3 separate regions of the Mus musculus genome follow, and all the other regions are linked to region 1. A link is a loop called in an ENCODE intact Hi-C map of the cell type or tissue named here. Cell type or tissue: heart. All regions are shown on one strand.

Evidence for each region. Hi-C counts contacts between places; a loop is a spot of excess contacts. Peaks named below come from ENCODE experiments on the same cell type or tissue, not always from the same donor. Only the 100,000 strongest peaks of a DNase experiment are listed, where the experiment ranks them.
Region 2: a loop joins it to region 1, with 3 times the contacts of the local background. A loop is called at or near these places in 7 of 42 quality-filtered maps.
Region 3: it touches region 1 in a loop (3.0-fold over the local background); 4 of 42 quality-filtered maps call a loop at or near these places.

The regions. Positions count from the first base shown.
Region 1 is chr7:89,263,402-89,271,401 of GRCm38, reverse strand. The region is part of intron 4 of Tmem135 (transmembrane protein 135); the gene reads left to right. Among named protein-coding and RNA genes, the nearest start is that of Tmem135, 71 kb to the left of the region's middle. In heart, no CTCF peak of the experiment used is centred here; a DNase peak (open chromatin) is centred at 4,841.
Region 2 is chr7:89,334,435-89,342,434 of GRCm38, reverse strand. It overlaps Tmem135 (transmembrane protein 135), which reads left to right and starts at 3,648. Exons shown (of 15, transcript NM_028343.5): 1 at 3,648-3,987. The coding sequence starts at 3,847. In heart, no CTCF peak of the experiment used is centred here; a DNase peak (open chromatin) is centred at 3,654; H3K4me3 peaks cover 2,342 bases; H3K27ac peaks cover 1,418 bases.
Region 3 is chr7:89,406,904-89,414,903 of GRCm38, reverse strand. Fzd4 (frizzled class receptor 4) reads right to left here. Exons shown (of 2, transcript NM_008055.4): 2 at 4,794-7,872. The coding sequence ends at 6,544. Among named protein-coding and RNA genes, the nearest start is that of Fzd4, 6.5 kb to the right of the region's middle. In heart, no CTCF peak of the experiment used is centred here; DNase peaks (open chromatin) are centred at 3,333, 4,393, 7,343 and 7,693; H3K27ac peaks cover 638 bases.

The DNA.
Region 1 (8,000 bases):
CCAGAGAGGGTTTCTCAGAGTAATTTTGGCTCTGTAGACCAGGCTGGCCTTGAATTCAGGCATCTGACTGCCTCTGCCTCCCAAGTTTTCGAATTAAAGTCACGAGCCACTACATCTGGGATAGGAACTTCCTTAATCACTGAGGGATCTCTGACCCAGAATTGGAGTTCTTACAATTCAGAACTAGCATTGTAAATGAAACTCTCTGTAATAGAAGTTCACTAAGGTGCTTTGTACCTCTAATCCCTGTGCTTGGGAGACTGTAACAAGAAGATAACCATGCAGTCAAGGCGAGCCTGATGTACAGAGAGACCCTATCTGAGCAACAAGCAAAAGGGGTGCATCTATGTGGACTTTTCTGTTTATATGTAAGAGATGGATGACCTGAGGTGAAGGGACAAAGGAGTTATTTTTAGTTGCTTTTCCACTGGCTTCAGAGCCAGCACATCATCATCTGTTTCTGGGTACCTACCTTATGCCTACCAGAGGGCTTGTTTTATGGATACGTTTGCATAGTATCAAAGTAAACTATAGCCTGGGAACTCCTAATTCAGAACCATGTTTCTTTCTCAGAAAGCTATCCAACCCCCACCTCATACTCAGTGTCCATGAACACCAACCACACACACACACACACACACACACACACACACACACACACACACACTGTATACTTGAACACCCAACCCCCCACCACCACCATGCACTATAAACAACAGCCAAGTAGTTCCTTTTTGCAAAGAGAACTTGTTAAAAATAGCCCTGGTCTGTGTTTATTCTTCCTCTTCCCTTTATCTGCAGTGTCTGGGCTGGGCTGCTTAGGGTAGTCCTCCATGTTAGTATGGCTTCTTAGCCTTCTCTCCTTATCTGCAGTGTCTGGGCTGGGCTGCTTAGGGTAGTCCTCCATGTTAGTATGGCTTCTTAGCCTTCTCTCCTTTTATGGCATGGTAACTTGGAGCAGTCAGTAGGAGAGTATTCGTGGAAAGTGTACTTTTATGGACCACTAGCAATCAGTTGTCTGTAGCTGGAAGCAACTGGAAAATAAATGAATATGAATGCATTTTGATAATCTCTATGAAAATATGTCCTGAACTGAACTAGCAGTAGTTAATCCCGAAATGTCTGTGTTGTTCACAAAAAAGTGCAGTATGACATGTAAATCAAAATATAATGTTAGTGATTTAACATTTTGTGGTTAAAATACCATAGTTTTGCAGATTTTGTGAAAATATATGACTTTAAGCAAATTACGAAGTTGTTTTCTTAAGACTTGGAAGGGTTCTGTGAAAGGTTGAAAGGGTTCTATACGCTTCTTCTTCTTACCCTCCCAGTGCTCTTTCTGCTTCCTCCATTCTGCCCACTCTAGCGAAACATGACAGGCAACCCCCTCTGTGGGACCTTGGTATCAGCTCTTCCTAGTCTCCAGTATATTTGTACAACTTGCTGTTTCCTTCTTTGATACTATGCTGAAGTGTCACAGTTGTAAGGTCTGGCATCTCTGTTCCGCATCGAGTAACAGTCCCCACATGTGCACAGCCCAGCACGTGCATTTTATTTGTTTCCCCATGGACTTTGTCAACATTTTGAGTTTTTGTTTTTGTTTTTTGTTTTTGCCTTTCTGTCTTACTGACTTCCCATCTGGACATTTAAGTTTGATGTAAGCTTTGGACATGGCTGTACTCTGACTGGAGATGCACATGGCAGGTACTGCTGAGTGGATTTGGTAGATGAAGTGTTTGGTCATCACAAAGAATAATTTACAGGAGGGATTTATTCCAAAGCTTGCTACACCAAACCTATGCTAGTGTGATATTTTGATTAAAAGATTGTAAATACTAAAAGCTGGTGATCACCTTTCTACTTTGAACTTTGGAGAAGAAGGCCATGAAAATATCTGTGTCATAAATATATTACTGTTAACCTAGAGACTGAAGTTTTATCTTCCTGCGTGTTACTAAATTTTGTCTAAAGGTTGGGGCAAAGAGGAAGAATGAGAAACATTGAGCATCTGCAAGTTAATTAATTTTAGCTAGTCTACAAAACCACTAAAGTACAGCGTGCTATGTGATGTCTTAATTATTCACGAGAGTGCTTGTATTAAGCATTTGGTTCTAAATGCTGATTGCTGTGTTTGAAGTGGTGCTGCAGGTGATAGGTAAAGAGATGTGAATTCTGTGCCTGGGATATCTCTGCTGATGTTTTAGTTTTAGCACAGGGTTGTTTCTGTTGACATTTGCATTGTAGAAATGTTCTTTGTGAGCACCCATGTAGCTAATCTTAGTACTAACAAAATTCTTCCCAGTAAGTTTCAGTTGCTAAAATACAAGTTTGTGTGGCTTTAATAATAAGCATTAAATATAGCCTTACATCAATAGAACTAATATTTGTTTAATTCTCATATATTATTTAACATATACTTAAAAATACTGTTTTTTAGATTGCCAAATTGACAGTAAAATATTTGTCAAAGGTCAGATTAATAAAAGGCATATTAAAATTATAAAATAAATAATCAAGTATTTTCTCTGGCTTCTTCACAAAAAGTAAAATGATGGAAAGTTTTTCTGATGCTAAAATCAGTTATACACGTGAGCGCCACTGCTAAGATTCTGCTTCACCACACTGTACTGTACAACACATGATCTTCCTGAGCTTTGCTTACATGCACTTGAGTTTTCTTTATTACATCGTTGTGCCGATGACTAAGGTTTCTAGTCTTTCAAGATCATCATATGCATCAGGTGTTTAAGAAATGTCAAGTCTTATTCTTTATTTTTAGTTTAATTCTAAGAAAAATATTTCAGACGTGAAGTTATAAAGAAGTTTCCAAAAGGACTCATAGAGGAGATTTACTGTCTGAGATTCTTTTTCTTGGAACTAATCTAAACTGAAGAGGAAGACCTGACATGTTTTACAACACCTGGTTAGCATATGGTGATTTAGAGTGACTTTCAAAAGGAAACTGCTTTATAATTTCATTTATGCCATCAGTAGTTTAGTGGTGTGTGTATTTTAAAGCTATAAAGATGCATATACATATGTGTGTGTGTGTGTGTGTGTGTGTGCGTGTGCAGACTCCTACAGTCCTTGCTTTTGCATGGTGAGCATGCAGTGCCTTTGATTAAAGCATCTGTATTTAACATTTTAAACATAAGGGTTATAGATGTTGACACAAGTTTTGTTGTAAGACTGCTTCAATTTAATTAAATTTAACAAATATTATCAGATGTGCGGGGCACATGAAGATATAAAAAGAAATACAAGAAAGATTCTGAAGTAGTTAAGAGAAACTTGATAGATGGGTCTCTAAGAAATAAGATGAAACTAAAAAAGCAGTGATGAATATTATCTCAAATTGCTCCCCCAAATATTATCTCAAATTGCTCCCCCAAGCCTTCCCTGTTGTGCCATGTGCATCAAACGTCCATCCAGTGGTTTGCACCATGAACTCAAGAATTTAACCCTTTCCTTTCCTTTCCTTTCCTTTCCTTTCCTTTCCTTTCCTTTCCTTTCCTTTCCTTTCCTTTCCTTTCCAGTTCCTTACATCCCACTGTGTGGGGGCTGGGGATTGAACACAAGTCATCAGGCTTGGTGGTGATTCATGTATAATTGTGACTAAAGCTTAGGCAATCACGTACTCATGAAAAATTCTCTGTTGAATGAATAAAGAATAAGAGGGTAGGTATTTTTAGATCATGTTTTCTAGTAAGAGGGTAAAGTGTTTTGGAATGTGATCAAACCTTACTTTGTATTCCAAGAGATTTCTGCTTCTGGTCTGTGTGGCTGCTTGAATAATTTCATCATGCTAGGAACTTTATGGGTGGAGATTGAAATCTGAAGCTAGTAGAAAACCTATTCTGACTGGCTTGGCAGTTTACTCTGGGGTCAGCTGGACCTGTGGTGAAATAACAATGCATGTTTCCATTGGGCATGTATCATCACATATAGTCATTGTATATCTTTGCTTTCTGCCTGGAGTGGAAAGATGGTAAAATGCATGTAAAGTGAAAAAGATGAAATGTAAAGAAACTCATTAAAGTGAAATACGTGAATATTTTTAAAAAAGAGGAGATGTAAAGAAGAATTGTATATGGGCTATAAGTAAAAATTACAAAGAAAAAGAGTACATGAGGTCAGAAAGGAAAGACAAAAACCCAAAACAGCCAAACCCTGCCCCACCTGGAAAAAACAAAACAGAACAGTGGAGAAACAGTTTCTGTCGACAGGGTAAGGAGCATGTTGGGTTGCAATGTTTGTTGAATTGCCCCCGTGGCACCGTTAGGATATGGGCCACCTACGAGTTTAGGTCACTGGGCCTTTCCTTCATCAGTAGGTTAGAGCCTCCCTGAAGGAGTGGGTTCATGGAGTGTTTGTTCCCTTTGCTGTCTCTCTGTATGTCTGTTTGTCCTCTCTCTGATGTATCCAAAAGGCCTTGACAATGTCAGTTCTTTTTAATTTTTGAGATTATAATTTACTTATAACTTTTTCCTTCCTCGTTCTCCCTCCAAATCCTCACATACCCCTCCCTGCTCTTCCAGTACAGTCTTTCTTTTTTTGCACTAATTGTTACTGCATGTGTATATGTGTGACTATGTGTACGTGTATGTGTGTATGTAAAAAGAATCTGGTCAATTTGTGTCATGTCCCTGTCTGTTTTCAAGGCTGACCATTTGGCTTTGGAAACCCTTGGGAAGAGCACCTCCCTCCTCAGCTCCCAGCTTCCTCAGTCAGGCTTGGGAAGAGCACCTCCCTCCTCAGCTCCCAGCTTCCTCAGTCAGGCTTGGGAAGAGCACCTCCCTCCTCAGCTCCCAGCTTCCTCAGTCAGGCTTGGGAAGAGCACCTCCCTCCTCAGCTCCCAGCTTCCTCAGTCAGGCTTGGGAAGAGCACCTCCCTCCTCTGCTCCCAGCTTCCTCAGTCAGGCTTTGTGGGCTTTACTCTGCCGCCTCTGTCATGTCTGTTGTTGCTGCCCTTGTCCAGCTCATGTGTACGCAGTTATGTTGTGATACATTGTGCATGTAGCTTCTGACATTCCTAGGAGATATACTCTTGCAGCTTATTTCCTGACCCTCTGGCTTTTACAGTCTTTCCAGTCCCTTTTCTTCAATGTTTTCTGAACCTTTCATGCAGAAGTATTTTATAGAGGAATCCCTTGGGACGCTGTTCCGCAACTCTTCATTGTGTGTGTGTTTTCTGTAGTTGTCTCCAGCTGTTGCGAAGCTTCCCAGCACCTAGACCATTGAGGCAATAAATTTCTGTTCAGTACAGATGACTAGTTTTGGGTTTTGTATCATAACATAGCAAAACACACCAAACAAGGGCGAGGGCTGTAGCGCCTCATCACTGTGGGTACCACTTGGTGTCCTGGTCCTAACTGGACTGTACTTCTCCCTCTCAGAGCAGGAGGCCCAGAGACCTTTCTACTAGCTGCTGGACATGAATGTCTCACTTGTTCATTTCACATTTCCTGATACGTTTGTCACTGGAAGTATTGAGGTTCACTGCTACAGCCCATGAACCCTGTGACCTGGGCCTTGGGAGTGAGGGAAGAGTCACCTTTTCTTTTCCCTGTACTGTTGGTAGGAAGAGTTAAAAGGAAACTTAATAGTTTATGTGTATAGTGAACACAGGTTTACAGGTGTGTGTAAAATTTATCAAAATATACTTTTAACTGTGGAGTTTATTCTTGTAACTGATCAACGGTGTTAAAATTTTATTATTAATTTTTTACAGTAACAAAAGTTCCTGTAGTATCCTAGAGTTTTTTCATGCTCCAGCAAAATAGAGCCAGCTTTTTGTAATAGGTTTGGAATACTTTGAAATACCAAGCTAGTTATTTAGTCATTGTTACTCTATTGTATGTCAGGTGGCTTTTAAATCCTTTGTGTTATGAGATAAAGAAGTGACCATGTTGGGATAAATTTACAGGAATGAACAGCAGGATGACCTTTCGTGTCTCCTTTCTAATGTCCTGACACCTCTCCCTTTCTGTTTGTCAGATTATTTAGTCTAGTTTTTGTGTGGAAAATGGTTATGCAAGCACTCCATTTTACATGTTAGATTGTAGCCTCATCGAAAGACCTGCAGATTCATTCTATTTCTTACGGAGAAAACATGGGCTTAATTCAGTTCATCTGCATTGGTCATTCATGGCCTCCTTGAAATCTTGGAGCTGTGAATGGAGGAAGTCTCTCAAGGATAGCAGAGTTCTCTGGGATGTTCATTGGGATGGTGCAGTATATGTGGGAGGTTACAGGAGGTTTCCCAACTCACATGACAGCAACCAGGAAAGACTGAAGTGGTTAGGAGCATGGCTGGGCATCAGATGAATTCAAATTTCAGTTCCAACTTCATGTTTCTGAGTTACTGAGGCAAGGAATCATTTCCTGGAGTAAGAAAAGGACAAAAAGTATGTTTGCTTATTTACAGATCAACAAGCTTTTAAAGGAATATCTCTACCTATATCTGTCTCTATCTATCTATCTATCTATCTATCTATCTATCTATCTATCTATCTATCTATCTATCTGCACAACTATATATGATTATATAATGTATGTATATCTCTTATGTATCATATATTATTATACCTTCAAATGCCAAAGTACACCAAAGCAGAAATAATGCATAAGTGGCTAGCATTGCAAAATCAGATTTATAATGCATGGTTAATATTTCAAACAGTTTGCTGATTTCAGCATGTTAAAGATGTGCAGTACTTTTTTTGAACTAAGATGTTCATCTCTATAGTCCCGTGTTCTTTTACTAAATCTGGATAAAGCAAGTCATTGCTCCTCAGCACAAGTTTGGAAGGTGTGTAGGCCTGCACTAGAAAGTGATGCTCAGTAACAAGGACTACTGCTATGTTTACTTCTTTATTTCCCTCTCCTGCAGTCCCTAAAGAATCCACAAAATGCTATTGAAGGGTATGTGGGTTTTTTTTGGGGGGGGGCATTAAGAGAAAAAGTTCAGCTTAATACATGAGAATTTTTAAATTTGTTTTTATTCTTTCGGATTTCTCTCCTACCTTTGTAATGTCATGCTAATGGTCTGAGAAGTTTGTGCTTGTTTATTGTATTATGCTTCGTGGTAATATAACCCAGTTTATTTATTGCATTATAACGTGCTCTTACTATATGTTTTTGCGTTTAACATATCTAAACAACTCTGTTAAATAGATCTGACAGGTTTTCTTATTTTGTACATAGATAAAGAAAACTACTCAGAGGGGTATATGCAGTATTTAAGTTTCCACGGGTCATGTATAAGGCTCAGAAATCTCACGCATTGGTGCAGGGGTTAGTGGTTGATATAGGCTACTCTATTCTGTCTAAATATTCCTTAACACTTGAGACTTCTAAAAAAATATGTAAGAGCAAGAAATGACTCTTAAACAGTCACAGCATAGAACTTGATTGTTTCATTTATGGCCTTTAATTAAAGTTATATCTGGGGTTCTGGAATGTAATAGCAGTGGTTTAAAAAGTTTTGCACCAGTATATCAGCCTTAGGCAGTCTCATGGGACAGAAACATGGTTTACCTCTGTGTATTAAATCATTTTATGCCACCACAGTCTAAAAGGGAAACAACTGCTGACACATTTACGGATTAAATTATTTCCATCATGTGATTAAACCAAATGGAAAAATAACTTATTTAATTAATGTTCATGTATTCATCTAGTAAATTCCTAAAAACATCTTATTTTGTAGCTCTTAATAATATTCCTTAGTGCTCTTATGATTTTTATTTATCTATTTTGATATAGCTATAATATACAATATCTAATGATTCAAATATTAAATACTTTATAGATGGAAGAATGGTTTGCATGTGTCATATTTATTCTCTTTTTGGTGAGATACAAACTCTGTAATTTAATGCAACTTCTTTATTATCTTGAATAAACAAATTATAATACTAAAGTCTCCCCTTGGAAAAATGTGCAGAAAATGGTAAAAACACGAATGTACATCTTAAAACACTATGTCTGATATTTTGT
Region 2 (8,000 bases), 71 kb before region 1:
CATTTAATTGGGGCTTGCTTACAGTTTCAGAGGGTTAGTCCATTATCATCATGGCAGGAAACATGGCAGCATGCAGGCAGTTGCTGGAGCAGTAACTGAGAGCTACACCTTAGTCTATAGGGAGAGGAACAGACTGTGAGCTTGATATGAGCTTTTGAAACCTTGAAGTCCAACCCTAGGGACAAACTTCCTCAGTCAAAGCCACACCTCTTAATCCTCTCAAGTCATGCCACACCCTGGTGACCAGCCATCCAAACATAAGAGACTCTGGGGGCCATTCATATTTAAAGATCCCTATTGTGAGGACTTTCTAATGCAGTGGTTTTCAACCTGTAGTTCATGACCCCCTTTGGGGGGTGAAATTTCTTTTCACAGGAGGTTGCCTAAGACCACTGGAAAACACAGATATTTACATTATGATTCTTAACAGTAGCAAAATTACAGTTTTGAAGTGGAAGTGAAAATAATTTTGTGATTAGGAGTTGGCACAACATGAGGAAGTGTATTAAATGGTTGTAGCAGTAGGAAGGTTGAGAACCATTGTTCTAAATACTATCCTGGAGTCTCTACAACAGCAGTAGACATGAGAACCCTTCTTTTCCTGTAATCCTAAGAGTGTGACTCAGATTGCCCCGTAGCTACCCACCTATCAGCACCACTAGCTTTGGCATCAGTGACAATAATCGTGTTCTCAAGTTCCTTTGAACTCTAAGACTCCATTTGATGGTTAGTTAATAAAAAGAAATTGCTCATTTTAATTGTAATTTTAAAATATTTTTATCTCTTGGTATACAATTTCTATACCACTTGGCAAACACTGTTTTTGTATAAGCTGTGCAAACTCTATGATCTATTATATTCAGAAGTAACTAATTGTTACCACTCATACTATGGGGTGATGTGTGTGTGTGTGTGTGTGTTTGTGTTGCTGGGAATTAAATCTAGGTCATCCAGCCTGTTAGGCAAGTGTTAAACTACTGAGCCATATCCCAACTCTAACTTGGTGTTTTAAAAAGTACCATGCAGTCACCATCAGAGAAGCTTCCTCCTGCAGCAGATGAGAATGAATACAGAGACCCACAACTGAATGATATGTAGAGAGTGAGAGACCTTGAAACAGTCACAATTGGGATGCTGTTATCAAACTCTTCCGCTGAGGGCTCAGGGAGTTATGCAGAAGAGGAGGCAGAAAGATTGTAAAAGCCAGAAGAGATAGAGCACACCAAGAAATCAATGCCTTCCAGACACAGCAGGACTGATGTCTGTGTGAACCCACAGAGACTGCAGTCGTTATGCACAGGACCTGCCTGCACAAGTTTAAGCCAGATGGGGTCCTGGTGGTGAGAGGGGAACTGGACACGAAAGCCCTCATCCTTAATCCAAAAGCTATCTCCAATTGACAACCGCTCATTAAGAAGAAATAAATAGTTTTCTCCATGGATTCTTACTGGGTATACAAATCACCCTTAAGGGAGGTCCCATGTGCGGCAGTAGATAGTCACCATGAAGCACACTTAATGGTCTTTTTGGAGATGTAGTGCCTCACAAAACTTTGTGCATTTTTTTAAAACCTCACTTGTCTTTTCCTTATTTATTTCTCTACCCATTTTATGTGTAATGGTGTGTGTGTGTGTGTGTTTGTGCTTTTTCTTTGCTTGTTTACATTGTCTGACTGTTTATTTTTAAAATTTACCTTTTTTGTTTCCAAAGAGATGGGGTGGGGGGTTGGGTGGGGGGGAAGAAAGCATGGAGTTGGATGGATGGGGTAGTGGGGAAGATCTTAGAGGACACGAAGGAGGGAAAACCACGTTCAGAATATGCTGTATGAAAAACCATTTTCAATAAAAAGAAAATAAAGTGCTGAGGATCACCATATGATGGTCTCTTATTTATATTTAATATTTTACTTCAAATAATCAAAGAAGGGAGGCTTGTGTATAATGCACTTTGTCTTTCACCTAAAACGTTTTTAACATTGTTTCTTGTAGACCCTCAGGCTTTCAGGAATAGATTCTTGATGTTAGTAAGGTAAGCTTGAGTTGTAATTCGTGTGATTGCTGGCACAAGCTTACACTGTGTGTTTCTGATCCATGTCCTTTCTGAGCTGGAGAGCTTTTTAAACACAGTGATTATTTTGTTCCCATTTTTGATTCTATATTGGGCATGTTGAGTGGGGTGACAAAATGGACAGCAGATCTTCAGGGAGATCTTGAACTTCAAAAGGGATGTCATACCATTGGGCACTTTCAGTTGTCTCTCATGGGAAGTACATTCATCTGTGGGGAAGAATGATGTGTCCAGATGTTTGAGTAGCCAGAGGCGACTATGGCTGATGCTATTAGTGTCTCTAGTATCTGTTTTGCCATTTTGTGCAGTGATATAACTATCAGCCTTTAGCTGCCATTTGCCCAAGCTGAAATGTTAGCTGACAGATTTGCATAGGCTTACCTAAAAGTTTCTATCTTTTTTTTTTTTTTTTTTTTTTTTTTTTTTTTTTTTTTTTTTTTACTTTTTGAAAAAGCTAAGGTCTTTTGATAGAGTCCTAGGCTGGTCTCAAATTCAATGCATAGCTCAGCCTGGCCTTGAACTCCAGACCTGTCTGTTTAGCCTTCCAAGTGCTAGGATTACAGATGTGTGCTGCCAGGCACAGCCTGAGAAGTTTTTCTTCCCTCTCCTTTCTCTGGCCCTTTTGGCTAGTGTGTGGATGTCATGTTAGTGAAGTGGTCATTTTATAAGCAGCACAGCAAACAGGTGATAGCTAGCAGGGTATTTAACATACATAAAATGTATACAGCTAGGCATCTTGCAGATAGTTTACACCTGTCTTATCTGTTACTTTTCTCACTTCTAGAACATTAGTTTCTTGGCAGCAGAAACACAGCTTTTCCACATCTGTCTGTCCAGGGTTTCAAACAGGGGCTGGAAAATCATATTAGTTTAGTAAATATTGTAGAAGGAACTGAATAAATATGAGAGAATGATCTAAAGGTAAAGCCTTTCTGCTTTAAAAAGTACAGAATTTACAAGTCCAAAGAAAGCAGGTTATTATACACAAGGGCTATATGGCAGGTGGATTGTCATGGCAATCAGTTTTAGATTAAGCTCTCTAGCCAGGCAGGAGTTCTATTGCACTGCAGCTGCCTCTGCTCTGTATGTTGCTTGGGTGATAAGCACTTGTGAAGGATTCTGTTGCTAGGACTCCATTAGGGGCTGGCAGGTCTCTCTACTGTCTCTTTCCATATAGCATGCATTTAAACACATCTAAATTAGTATTTTCAAGACTTCACAGGCACAATAGAGCTTAGGAGGTTGAGCAAGTAGCAAGAATGTTGAAGGTTGTGTTGCAACCGCAGATAGTCTTAGGTGAACCAATGGGACGAGGGACAACAGTGGTGCAAGTGCCTCCATCTCCCAGCAAAGACACAGAATCCTTTTGTTCCACTACCCTCTGCTCTTTTTGGCCAGGCTTTGACAGGACAAGGGCTGAGCTATATAGCCCGACCCAGGCGGGATCCACCATCACGCTCCCGGTTGTGCTTCTCTGAGTCGTGCTCCTATTCGGAGGGTGAAGGTGCTCGCTTCCTTTGCCCGTCCGGAGCCCGCCCATCCGCGGGAGCGCGCATGCGCCTCCCCTCCCCGCCTCCGTCGTGCGCGCCCCGCCCCCTCGCGCTGCCATACGCGGACGGCCAACATCCGAGGACTCCGGCCTTGAGTAACCTGCTCCCGTGACCTTTTCGCACCCCGCACGCCGAGGCCCGCGCGGCGCCCGCCTCGCCCTTGCGTGTCTGCCGCCCCTGCCGAACCCTGCGTTCCCCTGACCACGCGCAGCTGCCACCGCCACTCGTCATGGCGGCCCTCAGCAAGTCCATCCCTCATAACTGCTACGAGATCGGCCACACTTGGCACCCCTCCTGCAGGGTCTCCTTCCTGCAGATCACTTGGGGCGCCCTGGAGGAGTCCCTCAGGATCTACGCACCCCTGTACCTGGTGAGCAGGGCTGGCGCTGGTGCAGGTGCAGGGCCTCCCGGGGCTCGTTGCTTCTAGGTCAGCTTTAGGGGTGGTGAGAGGCCTGGGGGGAGTCCTAGGCGGAAGGAGGGGGAGGGGACCCCGATGGTGAACTGTCACTGGACACCTGTTGCTAGGATGGGGATGTGCTCTGGACAGGTAGGGTCAAGTGCCTTACACTTGATCGCTCTGAGAACCTGGATTCAGAGACTCTGTGATGGAGAGATGTTGGAGCTGTGTATATATTTAGTCAATGCATGCACACAGTGTCCCCTCAGCCCACTTTACCACTCTCCGGCCCCATTTTCATATGAAAAAGGGTGTTCTGTACACCCCCCCACCCCCACCCCAAGCCTGCTTAGTCACAGATTTTGTCCTTGTTTGAGATGACAGAGATGCCACTTGACGGTTTGTTCTTTCGTAAGTTCCCAGAGTAGATTCCTGGTTTGAGATTTTGTGCGGTGATTTCGTTGAAGGTGTTTTAGTGGCGTGTTGCTGAGGTCATTTTCTTATACAGATTTACAAGTAGGGAAGCTTAGAGAGAGTATCTGGAAACCTACCAGTAACATCGAGAACTGATAAAGATATCTTCTCCTAGTGAGTGCCACTGTGTGGGAGAAAATTCCCACATCCTGGCACTGAAGATGTGCTATTTGGCTACTGAAGTTCATTGTCATTTTCCCATTTGTCTGTATGCTGAGAAGGTAGACATCATTTTTGTATGTTTTGTATGTTTCCTAAAAGTTCGTTCAATACTCAATGAGTGATCCATTCTTATTTCTCATTGAGGTAGTAATTTGGGCTGATGACATCTTTGACAGTATGATTATGTTTGTAACTTAATGGAGAAGTCTAATTTGTAATTATAGACAGAACACAGGAAAAGACAGTGACTCCCTGAGAGGTTGCAGAAGCCAAGTTCCCTTTTCATGATGTAAACTGGTGCTTCCCCACTTTAATGTATTTTAAGGAAACCCCAGGGATCATGTTAGAATGGGATTTCTGATTCAGTAGGTCTTGGTGGGGGCTAGAGAGTACATTTCTGATAAAATCTAACGTAGTGTAGACACTGGGGAATACCAGCCTTGTTAAGTGAAGATCTAGAGCATTGACCAATATAGACGTTTATCTGTATCTATATACATACATTCCCTAAAGACTGTTGTTACTGGCTTTTCTATATGAATGCTGGCCAGCCATTGTTTTATATTTGTTACTATGTTATTATTATTTTGGTGTTGCTGGGATTCTAACCTGTTGTCTTGTACTTTCAAGATAAGAGTCCTGCTGTTGAACTCTGCCCCAGATTTCTGTAAACACTTATAAATACATTGGACTCTTAAACAGCCGTACAAGAAGACTCTTCTAGTCTGGGGACTTAACTTAGTGGCATGTTCAAGGTCCTGTGTTCTGAATCCTTGTCTTGTTCCTCCATCTCCTACCCCTCACAAAACAAAGGCAAGCAGAACTATTCCAGGTAATTTGTTCAAAAATTACTCTTAACCTCAAGGATTAGGAACTAGTTGAAGTGTTTATAATTTAATTTCTCCTGAAATCTATAGCATCATTCGTTCATTCATTCGACACATATTTGTGGAATGCCTGGTATTATATCTACAGCATAAACAATATACTGATTCTATTCAGTGTTAGGGGAATTCAGGGAAGCAACTGGAGCAGAGATTCTCCTACTCTAACAAGATAGGGTTGGTGGGGATCAAGAAAGGACTTGTGTCACTATTACATTTTCAACTAGATTAAATACTACTTGAGAACAAATTTCCTATCTTATGTTGCTGCTTATCAGTGGCTGTGAAGCGGTTAGTGAGAACTGACTTGTATTTTATTTTAAGTAAAGTAGAGATTAGAAAATTTTAGCTTATTTCAGGTACCAAGGCTAAGCAGTAGAATTTGACTTTGGCCCTGGTGTGTGTGTGTGTGTGTGTGTGTGTGTGTGTGTGTGTATGTATGTGTAAATGTGGTAAGATAATTAATTCACTGGTGACCTCCCAGTCCTGGGTTGCAGATATGCACCATCATGCATGGTTTATACAGCTCTCCTATCAAATGCAGAGGCTTATGCATGCTAGGTAGGCAGTCTACCAACTGAACTATAGCCCTAGGTCAGAATGTGTCTACAATATGTATTTTTTTTTTTTTTTTTGTCTTTCCTTTCTCCTCCAGTGCCACTCAGGAGTGAAGTTGACTGTAGTCCGAGTTAGTGGAATTTCATTTTGACTTTGAAAATAAGCTTGGGCATTTATTCATGGTGTAGATGTGTGGAGTGTGTATCCGTAGAGGGGGATAATACTGTGACCCCAGGGAGAAATCCAAGAGTTTGTAAAACCAAGAGCCTGTACATTGTATAAATCCAAAGACTTGAATGTAGTTGGGAACTATAATTCCTCTTGAACATTCTGTGTTTGCTTCTTCACACGTTTATCCTCTAGAGCTGCGACTCCATCTGCAGATTATCCTCACTTCATGCATAAGAAAACAAAAAATTAGAGCCATTAATCTTGCTTCGGGTAGTAAGAAAAAAAAGGATAAGCTTATGGTGGTTAAAGGAACACATGCTGCCTAAAGACAAGGAACCCTGCATCGCTCACTCTAGTTGGAGTTGGAAGGCCACTTAGGAGTTGATGTAGTTGCTTTACCTCGTGGTTGAGAGAGGTTTAGCTCACATGGAATCCCACCTGTGCATCACTTGCAGCGTGAGCAAAGGAAAAATCTCTGTTTCTAAGGTGCTAGAAGATAATTTCCCATGTTCTAGGGCTGTTGTTTGGACTTGGAGTGGGGTGGCAGTGTGTAGGAATAGCAAGTGACATAATAAGCCCCCAATGTGGTGGAGTTGCTATTGAAATCCTGTTAGAGCAGGCAGCTTTTATTCAGAACCAGTCATATGGGGAAGTTGTGAATGAGTTCAGGTATGAGTGGATAGGCTGGAGTAGTACAGGAGCAGGGTGGTATTTGGCATCTGCCAGAGAAAATGAAAGGGCAGTTTTAGAGGCATTATTCTCATTGGAAGACTCAACAGGACAGGAGGATGGAGGATGTGGGGACAGCATGGGGACCTGCTGATGTTTATAGGAGTATAAGTCAGGGGGAAACTGGTGTCTTCAGTGATAGAAATGGAGACATCTGAAGGGCAGGTGGCTTGCCTGGAAGACTTGATGAGGAAGTGTATTGTGGAACCTGTGAAATGGGCCTGACAGTCTTTGTCTCTTGTGCTTTCCTCACAGGACTCTCTTGTTCTCTGCATTTGCCTTCAGGCTTCTTTTCATCTTAGAATTTACCTTCCGCTTAAAACAGGTTTGAAATGTAGACACCTCATTTTTTATTCTGATGAAGAGTTTATAATTCGAGTATAAAAGGAATATAAAATGCCAAATATGATTCAGTGGCTAATACAGTCCACTTTTTTTTTCCATTTTTTATTAGGTATTTAGCTCATTTACATTTCCAATGCTATACCATAAGTCCCCCATACCCACCCACCCCCACTCCCCTACCCACCCACTCCCCCCTTTTGGCCCTGGCGTTCCCCTGTACTGGGGCATATAAAGTTTGCGTGTCCAATGGGCCTCTCTTTCCAGTGATGGCCGACTAGGCCATCTTTTGATACATTACAGTCCACTTTTTGATAAAGAGAAAGATACATTTCAGAAAGTTATAGCAAATCAATTCATATAGTTCTAATCACACAAAGTTCCTCCCCCTCCCATGAGAACTTGATTACGTTAAATCCTTTCACTCGGCAATCCTGGGGTCATTTAAACCTCTAGCATTAAGTCTCCAAGAATGGCTGTTAATATGAACCATTATTCTCTATGTAAATATATTGACACGTGTGATCTTATCTTAGGAAGTATGGAGTCCCTAAAGAGAGACCAAACTTGGAAAGATGAGATTCAGCATAGCTGTAAATGAAACTTGGGTCTGTGGCTATGTGTATGGGTGACTTCAAATATACACACTCATAAGTGATAATGACT
Region 3 (8,000 bases), 140 kb before region 1:
CTAGCTGAGTGTCAAGGATCATGGAGTTTACTCTAGAGGTGGCCAGTTTATGGATAAAACTATTTACTGGAGTGATTATGCTTTATAATCCCTAAGAAACAGAAGCTCATAGGCAGGACTCATTATTGAGAAGAATGCCTGCCAGACTTCACATAGTCTCAAAGAACCTTCTACATTAATGAAATTAAAGGATGGAGTTCATTTCAGTTCCCTCAGGTCTCCATAGCAAGTAATCTCTACTGGCAAATCAAAAACAACAGAAACTCATTCTCATATAGGTATAGAAACTAGAAACCTGAAACCAATGATTCCTTCTGGAAGCTTCCAGAAGAATCCCTCAGGACTTTCTCCTCCTTGTTTCAGGAAGCCTCTAGCAAACTTTCCCGTTTCTTTCTTGACCTATAGCTACAGAACTTCAAACTCTTTAAGTATGTGGCACTTCCCTCTGTGCCTGTGTCTAAGTGTATCTCTATTTGACAGACAACAGTTACTGGGTTAAGATGCACCTCCAAGGTAATATGAGCTTCTTTTTATTTAATTGCATCCTACTAAGACTCCCTTTTCCAAATAAGGTGATACTCACAAATATCCAGAATTAGGACTTCAACACATCCTTTGAGGGGACACAATGTAAACCATAGGAATATAAAACGAGACAAAGTCCTAGGTAGAGGAAAAACAGAATCCCAAGTCCTAGACATGAGACCCTCTGGCCATCTGTCTGCCCTACTCTTACCCTCTGAAAGTCTTGGTTTCTCTCTCTGCAATCAACGCTTGCCCTACTTACTCCAAAAACACCCTGGCAATAAAGCAAAGTCGCACACAGTATTTTCTATTGGAAAGTGTTTCTACAAGTGCAAGGGATTAGTATGAACTCGTTCCAGATTGTGTTGACTTTCCCTGAACTGTATAACTACTTAATAAGGGGGTAATGGAATGAGAAGCACAGCCTGACTTACAGGGAAGAGAATTTAAATTACATGCCTCCCTTCATTTGGGTTTGAGATAAAGTTGTAACAGAAATCTGCAGATAAGGAGAGTAATATTACAAAGGCTGTGCAAAGCTTTTTACTCACCCCCAAGAAGGGTGGTGTTCAAATGCAGCTAAAAGGTGGCAAGCACTTAAAGCCAAGCAAGAGGGATGGATGATCTCCACGGTGACATCAGCAGCTGTCCTGTTTTCTGTGTGGTCCATATTACTGGATCTGATGGCAATGTCCTGCTGGTTTGGTTTGGTTTTGCAGTGTTAGGTATCAAGCCCAGTCTCACATGTGCTGGGCAAGCATTCTACTACTGAGCTAGCTACACCTCACCTCCAATGCTCACATAGCTGCCTAGTCCAAAAACTTTTCTGGACAAAGGGATAGAGACCACCCACCTTAGAAAATTAGCCCAAAATGACTCCCCACCCTGGAAGGATAAGATAGACACAAAACAGAAAGAGATTTGGAGCTCCAGCAGCAGTAAGAAATCTGTTTTTAAACTTCAAAAGGAAAGATGAGCACTCTTGGAAATACCAAGGGAGAGAAGGTATCATTGGGGTAACAACTTGAGAACTATAGCTATGTCCAGAGCAACAAGTGATCTCCTTGCTTTTATTGACCTTAGATTGTGGGGGTTTGATGACCCAGGAGAAATCCCACAAGGAGAAAATCAGCATGAGCCAAGGAGCTTTTCTCAATTTGCCAAACCAACTGACCCCTCTCTTTCTCAGTGCTGGGCATGTATGCTTCCCATATACCTTCAAAAACACACCAATGCACACACCAGTTAATAAACAAAACTTTATTTTCCTTTAATACAAAAATTAAATAGCAAGTTTTTTTTAATACAGTGATAAATTAGAAATTTACAGTACAGACATCAATGCAGACACACTTTTGTACATCCTTTAAAGGGGGATCTATTTCCTTGGAAATTCAGTGATTTGTTCAGAGAATGTATAGCAGGGGTTTGCCTGGTACCTCTACATTGTCATCTCAATATCCCCAGGTTGCCTTCTGGTTTCTGGAACTAGTGAGAGGCATGAGGATCCAAGAAAAAGGCAGAGAGCAAGTAGGTTAACTGCTGCACAAAACAGCTCTACCTGTATTTTATCTTCTTGCAGGCTGGGAATATTATTTTAGTTCATCTTTCTCATGAAGAACCAAGGGGCCGCATCCTGAGGCCTTCTATAGCCTCACACCATCTCTGTGAGGTAGAAGAAACTCAGAAGTGTCTGGGTGTCCCACTATGGAAGCTCTAGAAACCAACTTACCTCTCCCCACAGCCACAGTCAAGTCAAGGCCTCAGCCTGTTCAACTCCCTTTGTTGGGCAGAGCTGCTGTCACCCTGTTTCAGCTTTTTGGGATGACACTGATCATTAGCTGAACACCCTGGGAGATCCGGCAGGCACAAGTGCAGTGAGGGTGTTGTTCATTCAGGATTCTAAACAAACTCTTTACCAACTGCTTGGGGGACTACAAGGAACTGAGCTGAGCGCTGCATAGAAGGGAAATAAGGCAAATGAAAAGCAAACACAAGTGAGGATGACGAGAGCAAGTGTGATTTTTTTTTTTTAGGAGAAGAAACATATCAGGGTGGGGTGGCAAATGATATACTTCCTCTTGGTACTGTGTGCCATTGTTGCACAGGCTGCACGGTGAAAGGCAGGAACAGAGCACTCTCTCCGGGAGCCAGCGGAACAAGATCTATTACTTGGGGCTTCCGTATCTGATCATTTGTAGGAGCAAAATGCTCTCGCAGGAGTTCCAAGATCTTTGACCTTGGCATGAAGGGTAAATGATAACCTGGGTCCTTTGACAGACATACTGCAAATTCAGACAGGGACTGTGAAGTCAAGTACAATAAGAAGACAGAGACCATTGTCCAAGTCCTGGGGCTCATCATGACTGGCAGGGACAGAAACTCTCTCCATTGCCCTCTGTCTCAGGATGGAATTTACACATTAAGCACTCCCTGCCAAAGTCTGTTCCTTCTTGGTTCCCCTTCTTAACTGCCACTATGGGACCCTTAGCAGATACATCACAGGGGTGAGACCTCTTTCAATTGTGCATGTTCTTTGAGGACTAAAGATGTCAACTTCATCACAGTGTCCCATGGCCCAACTTTGCACTCAATACCAAAGTCACTAAATTCTGTGCGTGCAGGGCTGAGTACACAGCTGGAAGAGTTAAATAGAACCACAGATCAGAACCTGGTAACGATAAGTCTCTGGTTCTAGCTTTAGGGATACAAAGGTTAGGGTACAAGTAAAAGAATGACAGAAAGGGAACTCTTAGGAAACAGTGTCACCTGTCCCTTGTTTCAGGCCTCTGGGCACCAAGCCAGCTAAGCAGCCATCTCAGCAACCAGGAAATGGGTCACCATAAAGGAAGAAAGATATGATCAGCTGAGTAGCTCAGCCAGTGGCTCTGGCCACTTCTACACTACGCAGTTCCTCTGCCCTATGGTTCGGCTTTTATGATGCAAGACCAAGGAGTTTGTCAAAGAGGAGGTTATACAGAGGTGTCCTTAGTTGTGCTTAGTAGAATATCTGGAGCTTGAGGACTTTTCTTGAAAATTCCAATCACATGTACTTATTCCAGATATCAGAGGAAGGGAAACAAACCTCACTTTCCCCTCAGCATGCTGCTGTCCTCAAATATGTCTGTGGGAGTACCATGGAACAACCCAAATCCTGACCCTGCCACTTCCAAAGCCACAGTAGATGCTGGAGCAGGTCCTTGGGGGTCTACTCTCTGTTTTCCTAGGGAGTTTATATGGAGATTGTCATGAACCAAAGCTGGTGCTTTCTGTCATTAATTTAGAAGGCATCATAGGAGAGGCTGAGACCTAGGAAGAGATTTGTGGGAGTGATGCGAAGAAGTGATACTGATGCTTAATGGGCATCGCTAAGGGACTCCTCAGCCGTCAAGTTCGTTTCCTGGAAACTGGAATCACTCTCCCCCATCTGAGATAGGAAAGGAAAGACCAGACAACTCTGTGTTGTTGCTAAGACTATTAAGCCAGTCTGAACTGCCAGGCCCCTTCGCTCAAACATAACTTCCCCTAAAAAGGCAAATTGCCTGGGAAGATAGAAAAATTGTCAGTACACTAGCTCTAGGATCCAGAATGCAGGTGGCTGGTTTCACCCAAAGGGTTGTGGTTGCCAAGGTTATTGTTGATACATGCTCAGCACCTACTGCTCTCTCTTTGGAGGTTGCAGTCTTGGACCTACAATCACTGAAGCATTACAAAGAGAAGTGCATTACAAAGTCTGCACAGCAAAGCTAGTCAGCTACTACTGCCTTGCTTTTCATCCCTTTCCTGTGCCAGAGTCACTGCACAACTCCCAAGACACCATAGCAGAGCGTGAGTAAGGGCAGAATCTGCCCTTGGGTGCACACTCCAGGGCCCTGGACAGCTATGGGAACTGTCTGTAAGCAGTGCAGGGCGTGTCCATTTCGCCTTTCATAGGCAGCTCATTCAGGAGTTAAATTGGCCCTTCCATGGATCAGTTCTCCTGCTCCTGGAGCCTTATGCCCTAGTCCAGTCTAGGTACTCAGGCTGCATAAATCACCAGGGGCCACCCAGGTCCACGGAGGTCTCTATCTCACCAGCCCCAAGCCTCTCATTTCCAAACACACGACAGGCCTATAGCATCTTGATATCAGATATCTACAGAACTTGCAAAAACAAAAGCTGTGGGGAGAAAATATAGTCAGAAACAAAGCTCAAACTGAGAGAGAGAGAGAGAGAGAGAGAGAGAGAGAGAGAGAGAGAGAGAGAGAGACCCAGTTTTTAAAATTTATATTTCCAGAATTTGAACACCTATTTGCCTATTTGGGATTTGGAATCCATGAAATGTTTCTCCACAAAGTAGGATTGGACAAAACATTAAGGGCTCTCTTACTAAAAGCATGAATCAATAAATAACTGAAGTTGCTGAAGCAGACAGGCATGAAATACAAGGAGAGCAACCTGTGACATGTACAATGTTTTGTCCCAGAGATCTGGTGATTAAAAGGCCTAAGGCAGGTTAAGAAAAAGGCCAGTCACAATTTTAAAAGAACTTCAACTTTTGATAGGTTGCTAGCGGGTACCCCCCTTGTGAGGGACTTAAAGCATAAATTTTAAAGGCTTTGGATACCCCAGCAAAGGCAATTAAGACTCGTGCTGTTAGACTTTGCAGCTCATTTCACTCCGTCTACACCATATCCCCTGCTAACCAATCCAGCCTCTGGCCAGCATTCTGGAGGTTCATTAGGCATCATATAAATACTCCAGGCCACACTGCCTCCAGTGAAATCTTATAAGAACCTTTGTCCATTACTAAGGAACAATTATGCACCACGTATTTGGATCTGCTGTCCTTAGTTGCCTTTGCAAAGCTGAATAAGTCTCCATTGTGGCAAGTAGACCAAACTCCGATAACATTCTTATGCTACAGGGGGGAAAGGCACTATCACACTAAGAATGCAAGTTGACCACAGTTTTAAAGTCAATTGAGTATACTATGTCATGGTCCAAGAATGTGCTTTTAATTGTAATTGACACACACAAATTACACAGTTAATCTGTGTGAATGCAAAGTTGCCAAGAAATTTAACATTTCAGTTCTTCCAGACTGGCGTCTGCCTAGATGCAATCACACAAACTAAAATATTTTAAGTCCCAATTGCTTAACATTGCTTAATGCAATAGGTCTCTAGGGTCGGTAAGGTAAGTCAACTTAGCAAATCTCATTTTTCTCTGAATTAAGTGATTGTCAGAAAGTGAATCACCTTCCCTTTTCCTCTCATTAGGCATGCTGCAGTGCAAAAAAAAAAAATCCTATAAAAATAACCTTTTTTTTTTTTGAGTCATTAGTTTAAAGTGAAGAAAACAGGGGCTGCCTAGAATTAGGGATGTTGAAATTTCAGGAGAGAGAAATCCACTGGATACCTTACGTGTGTTAGTACAGTACTTTTGTTTGCTCAAACAATTCTGTTTTACGACAAAGGCACTGAAGGATTTTGACACCACCTCTTGGGAGTGCGCTACAGAGTTCTAAACAGCAGACAGTGTAGGCCAGAAGATGTTTATGTTAGACCAGCCAAACTATAAAACTCTGCAACACGTCTCCCAACCCAGCATTTCCAGTGTTTATAGATCACTTTGCTATCTGCAAGACCTAGTTACTATTTAAAATTTAAAAGGGTTTTAAAAATTAATCTTTCTCCTTGCATGTTATCAACTCACAGTTGAAATCCCACCCAGTAGGAGCAAACACTATCACCCTGGGCTTCAGGAATCTAGGCGGGACCTCCACGGACTCCAAGCTGTGACCTGCTAAAGTGATCAACATTTTGATTTTTCACAGCTTTGAAAACCTCTAACTGGCTTTTCCATTTTGGACCATTCCAAAGTCTGCAGTGAAGCCATTGGTCTTCTGATGCTGAGTTGGGTGAGTGGTGGTGGGCTGACGTGGGTGTGTGTGGGCTGAAGTGTTTCTAAGTTTGTTCAAACTGAGATTCCCTGCATCACTTCCTTCACAATGAGGAACGAGGAAGCCGGCTAGTCTTATACCACAGTCTCGTTGCCTTTTCCTGGCTTCACCCAACCATTCCCCCTCTTCTCTCTCTTTACCTTCCCAGAATTCACCAATCGGTTAGAACACTTTTGCCACGTGTGAAGAGTTTTGGCAGACCAAATCCACATGCCTGAAGTGATGCCCACGAGCAAAGACATAAAAATTTTCAACATTTCAACTGCCATGTTTGAGTCATCTGCAGAATATCGAAAGAGTGCCCAGTTTGAGATTTCATAGAAATAACAGGCAATCACACAGGTTGCAGGAACCGTGTACAGTACTGAGAAGACCCCGATCTTGACCATTAGCCTTTCCAACTTGTCTGTCTTTGTCCCGTCTTTTTGAAGATTGGACCGGATTTTGAATAAGGCCACCAAACCCGCCGCAATGAACAGCGTTCCAATCACCAAATACGTAAAGAGAGGAGCCACCACAAAGCCAGTGAGGGCATCTAGATTTTGGTTCCCAACATAGCACAAGCCAGTCAGTTCATCGGCATCCACTAGTCTCATAATCAAGATGACAATGGTTTTCACTGCGGGAATAGCCCAGGCTGCGATGTGGAAATAAGAACTGTGCATTTCAATGGCTTCATGACCCCACTTGAGTCCGGCTGCCAAAAACCAAGTGAGTGTCAGAATAACCCACCAAATGGAGCTGGCCATTCCAAAAAAGTACATCAGCAAGAAAATTATTGCACATCCTGTGTTCTTAAGTCCTTCTTGGATGAGAACGGGCTCTGCCGCCTCTTCAAAATCACAGGATATCCTTTCCCGGCCTACAGTCAGCCGAACAATATAAGCAATGCTATAAATATTATAGCACATACTGAGAAATATGATGGGGCGCTCAGGGTAAGAAAACCTGGATGAATCAATCAGGAAGGTCAGCACGGTGAAGGTGGTGGAGATGAAGCAGAGGCTGGCCCACACAGCCATCCAAATATCCGTGAACTCCTTAGCTGAGCGGCTGTACAAGCCAGCATCGTAGCCACACTTGAGAACACAGTTCAGGCTCCTCTTCACCCAGATGTACTGATCAGAATTGCTTCCCACGGAGTGGCACTCTTCCCCGGGCTGGATGGGAGTCTTGTGGGGCAAGGGAACCTCTTCATCACCTGGTCCTTCCATGCACATGTGGTTGTGGTCGTTCTGGGGCGGGAACTTGCTGCAGTTCAGGGTGTCGGGCCAGGCAAACCCAAATTCTCTCAGGACTGGTTCACAGCGTCTCTTGACTGAAAGGCACATGCCACCGCACGGGCCGATGGGGATGTTGATCTTCTCTGTGCACATTGGCACATAAACCGAACAAAGGAAGAACTGGAAAAGTCATGACAAGAACAAAGAAAACAATGAGTGGGGTCTGACCAAAAGCACAGAGCTGAGCGAATGCTTCCAGGCAGTGTACGTATCTACTTTTAAGCCAGCCTACTGGGAATATGTCTGTT